2 separate regions of the Mus musculus genome follow, and region 1 is linked to region 2. Evidence: chromatin loops called from intact Hi-C (ENCODE). Cell type or tissue: left cerebral cortex. All regions are shown on one strand.

The links. Peaks named below come from ENCODE experiments on the same cell type or tissue, not always from the same donor. Only the 100,000 strongest peaks of a DNase experiment are listed, where the experiment ranks them.
Region 1: it touches region 2 in a loop (2.4-fold over the local background); 7 of 42 quality-filtered maps call a loop at or near these places.

Annotation. Positions count from the first base shown.
Region 1 is chr13:112,114,062-112,116,561 of GRCm38, forward strand. No RefSeq gene overlaps it. Among named protein-coding and RNA genes, the nearest start is that of Gm41062, 14 kb to the left of the region's middle. In left cerebral cortex, a CTCF peak has its summit at 968; a DNase peak (open chromatin) is centred at 858.
Region 2 is chr13:112,164,639-112,167,138 of GRCm38, forward strand. No RefSeq gene overlaps it. Among named protein-coding and RNA genes, the nearest start is that of Gm41063, 17 kb to the right of the region's middle. In left cerebral cortex, no CTCF peak of the experiment used is centred here; DNase peaks (open chromatin) are centred at 1,401, 1,823 and 2,065.

The DNA.
Region 1 (2,500 bases), 51 kb before region 2:
TCTAACCCAGGGGAAGTGTGGAGAGGTGAAGACAGGAACAGGCTGCGGATCCTGTGAGCTCTTCTTTGAGGGTGTATCTTTAAGTGTGGACATGTGGCCTCAATAGTTTTCATTTCCCTTTGGAAGCTGCTGAGTCTATAGGAGCTGACTGAGGCCTTTTCTTTATGTAATGTAGTTCTACCAACATCTTAGCATCATATGGTCCAGACACACACACACACACACACACACACACACACACACACACACACAGAGTCAGCAAGGAAGCTGTATGGTGGCATTAGCTATTTTTGTGCTATTATTTTTCAAGCATATTAAAGTGATATTTAATCCTACTCTGTCTTGCTTTGCTCCTTCAGGCTGGACTTAGCCTAACTTCTGTGCAGGGGAGGGAGATCTACAAATGACAGGAAGATTTATTTATTTATTTATTTATTTATTTATTTATTTATGAATCCTGTGTGCATGCATTAATGCAAAAACAATATTGGGCTTAACTAACAGGCTACTTATTCAAAAGTTCCTCTAAACTGCCCTGTGGCCATTTTGTTTAGTTATGTCCTCTGGTTTCTTGCCTCATTGCCATGCCTGTCCCTATTGCAGCTGGAAAGAGAGTTTTAAGAACACCTCGAGGTGTTTTCAGATGGAGCCAGTAAACAGCTTTAGCCGACACCTCCAGTGAGTCTCGGGGACACAAGCCAGCACAAACAGGGAGTGGGACGCTTTGCTGATCGCTCTGGGCACTGAGACCTCACGACTGGTCGGATGAGGCAGACTGCAAATCAAGCAGGGACATGCTGAGGGGCCAGGGAGGGTTCAGTCCTGTTGCTTCTTGTAGGAGCTCCCTTCACACAGAGAACAAATGCTAGAGGAGGTTGAGCCCTCTTTTTGTCAAAGCCAGGGAGGAGGAAGCTTGCCATGGCCAAGGTAGGCTGGGGTCCAGAGATACTGACTCAGCACCGCCAGGCTGCAGTCTCAGACAGCAGCAGCATTGGCTGTGCACTTACACCCTCGGCTGGGTTTGGTGTCAGGAGCTCTAACAGGCACTCCAGTGTGATCCAGTGTGTTCATTCACATGTGGATTACACCACTGAGATCAGAGTCTAAAGAACAGTGTCTTCAGTAAGAGTGTTTGTCAGTACTTTCTACTGTTGAGCCCACGGTGCCTGGTTCCAACCAATACTCTTCAGTTAAATGAGAAATGAAGTTCTTCTACAGCTACCCGGTCATCCTTAAAAAGTTACAGATGAAGTACTCAAACAGTGACTAGACCAACATTGGGACACAATAAAAGAGGCTAGGCCCAGCCACATCCCTTACTATCCCACAGTTCTGTAGATTCCCGATGGCTTTCTATGGGAAGAAATCTGCTTTTGTGCTGGTCTGGCCCTCCTAGAGGAACGAACACCTTGCATGCAGGGCTGGTCACAAGTTAATAGACAACAAGACAACCCGCAACTAGAGCAAGATTTGACATACAAATGCCTTCCTTACCTGTCTTGTCTCTTGGGTGGGACACTCAGACACATGTTCAAATATCACCCCTTAGGAATCCTCATTTTCCAGGTTCGTTTCTCTGACTTTCCTGATATTCTGGGACCCCCATCCCTACATGATGTATATTTAGTATCTGTTTCCGGTAAGTCTGAGCTAAGACACTGTGACCCTTGCTGAACTCTTCTTTGACCATGAAGACGTTAGTGTGCTCTCTGGATGGTCCTGCCTACCCCAACCCTTCCTCTGCCATGCACTGGTCCTTTTCAGTGCCTTTTTCCACCTCCACAAGAGCATGCACAGAGATGGGTCACACATGCCTGCTCCCCTCATAACTGTCCTGTGCTCATGCGCACACACACACTATGTACAGAGACCCAAGAAAGCCAAGCCACAGAGATATGGGATGTTATAGAAAGAATCTCTGATGTGTGTGAGACTTACTACTCTGTTCGACTTCCTTTAGACTTGCTCTGGCTCCCTGTGTGGAATAACGCTCAGAGGTTCTAACTGCTCGTAAAATCAGAGCTAAGCGGTGAGACCCAAGCACAGAGCTCTGTATCCTGTTGTGTAGGATCAGTATTCTCTTTCCACTTCCTCCCCAAGCAGCAAGAGGATGGAAGTGTTTTTCACGAAGACAGGAAATATCTTCCCTACTGCTTTGTGAACTGGGTGGAGTTATCTTAAGCGAGAAGAGCCATTGGGCGAGGAGAGATGTGTGGGTTGGATTTGCAATGAGCAATTAACAATAGTGTTCCGTGGCCACACCCTGCAATTTCACAAAAGGGGAAGAAAAAAACCAACTTGGCAAAATAAATCTGTACTGCCTTCTTTAAATGTGCCCTCCACTGTTACCTTCTGTAACGTGTGCTATCGTTTCTCTGCTGTAGTCACACAGGATTATGTGCCAAGAAGCAGAAAGCCTTTCCTTGGCTGGCTTTCAGCATGCACCAATTTCAGTCATGACAGTTGAGTTATTAAACAGAAGCAACACAGTTTGAATGTC
Region 2 (2,500 bases):
GGAAAACAAACCTGCCAAAATTGGATGACACACAACTGGGAGAAGTAATATGACAGCAAACATGATATTTCGTTTTGCTTGGGGTGGGGGAACCAGTGGGGTGATTTTATAAAACTATATCTCCCCAGGTATAGAGGATACACCTTTAAGCCTAGTGCTCAGCAGAGGCAGGGGCAGGGGCAGGGGCAGGGGCAGGGGCAGGGGCAGGGGCAGGGGCAGGGGCAGGGGCAGGGGCAGGGGCAGGGGCAGGGGCAGGGGCAGGGGCAGGGGCAGGGGCAGGGGCAGGGATAGAGTCTCAGGCAGAGGTAGAGGTACAGGCTCGGACACAGACAGAACCAAGCAGATGCAGGGGAAAAGAAAAGTAGCCACAATGATACACAAGGAAGCAAGGAATGGGAAAAGTAGAGAAGAAAGGATTTGTTAGCATGAAGATCTGTCACACAAGAACTTCCATAGGCAACAGGCTGTGGGGATAGCAGGAGACATAGCTACTAACAGCTCCCATTGTCCCAGCAATGACGCGCAGTGGTGGCCCAGCATTATGGGTGGCCTTTTCTTCCCAGCCTGGACTGAGAGTGTCAGAGTGTCTGTGGCCTCTCTTGACATCTCTTAGTTCTTCCAACTGGGTAGTTTTAAGGCTTAGGAAGCCCCTGTTGTCTAAAGCATCCCACATTAACTTTTTTTTTTAATTATTCATATTCTTAATCATTTTAGAACTTAGGATCAAACCCTGAGCATTGTCCAAGTTGAGCAGGTGTTCCACTATAAGCTATATACAAAAACCTTCTTATAAAGTTTGAAGTATGTTTTTTTTTAATTCCAATGGGTATACTTTTGAAATGATCCAGCAACTAAAAACCAACTTTGCTTACAAGTGAAGCAAAAGTAAGGGGTGTTTTGGAATCCTTGACACGAGAGAAAATTTAGCTATAAATTACTTCTAAATGTCAAGTGTTTTCTTGACTTTTGAGGAAGTTTAACTGTCAAGTGATTTAGCTGTATATGACTGGTTTTCCAGGCTGTTATTTATGAGTGCATAGTTATCTTAGATGTTCTATGGATCTATAGTTAGATGTTATACTTTCAATCTTGGGTATAATACCCATGGAAAACTGGCCTCGATGTGTCTCAGTGCTTGTTACAGAAGTATTTGCTAAGCATTTGCACGCCATTTAAAATGCACCAATTCATCAAGTTAAGAAACAAACAAAGCCCCTGCAATATATAGTTCCTTTCTGTGCTAAGGGCTTGGGAAGGAGGGTGCATTTAAAGGCAGGTGGATGGTGGGCATGGTGCTGGTTGCAGCTGTCCTCAGATTTCTGTGGGTCCCATTTGCCAAGAAAAGATATGTCCTAATTTGGCTTTTAATTGCAGGTGTGATTGTCCCCAGAGCTGTGCCAGGGACATTACCATGTTAATAGCAGGAAGTGTACTGGGATCAGAGAAGCAAGCTCCTAGTTCCTCTAGCAGCTGAGTCCCCAGCCTTTCTCAAAGGCAGGATTCTAAATCTACTGAAAGGGAGACTAGTTGCTGATCTTGGGAAGGGAGTCTTTTTTGCGGGTCTTTAGGGGGCGGGGTGGGCAAGGCAACAGATTAAGCAGTGGATCAAAATATAAGAGAAAGCCTTGCTCCCCAAGTTAAAAAGCAGAAAAGAACCAAACTAAAATAAAAATAGCTCCAACCCAGAGATCAAGAGGACCATTTTGTGTAAAGGAAGAATAGAAGTGGTCTGCTTACACTCTGCCAAGCCACTAGCTTGAAGTACATCATTGTGCCAATGGCGGAGGGTCTGAAAGGCTCCATTATTAAGAAGTTAGTGCTTGACAGCGGCCGACTCCACAGCAAAATCGCTCCCTTCCAAGAGACGGCATCCTAGGAGTCTTGGGTTAATTACTCAAATCTTCAAATTATCCTTCAGGGAGCAAAACGAAGCATGCAGACTCAAAAGCAGATCTAGGGCTGAGATTACGAGAAAGAGGGCTCCTTCCCACTTTGCAGAAAACGACCATTTCGATTGTAGAAACCACAAGAGGGGGCAGGGAAAGAGGAAAACATGCCCGAGTACCAGGCAGACACTAAATGGCTGGCAGCTGTACAGCCCCACAGGAAAACAAGATCTGCCCATGTCCCTACTCAGGGCAGGCCTGGCTACACTTCTAAAACAAGTTGTTTCGAATCAAATTGCCCAAGGAGAATGGGGGTGCTGAGATGAAGGCACCCCCGGGCTTTGTTGCAGAAGAATAGTTTCTCTAGACACTGGCTTCTGGAAGAGCCTAACAAGTCAGCTCCCAGCTACTATTACTTGAAAATTATTTCTTCTAGACAAGTACTTATTTCCTAGATCTACTTTCTGCCATAGGGATACACTCTTTTTGTTGCCGTTTCTCTGTGTGTGAATGTCTGTGTGTGTGTATGTACATACATTCATGTATACCCATACAAGTGTGCAAGAAAGCCTGTGGGAGCCAGAGGTCAACACAGTGCTCTCTCTCTCTCTCTC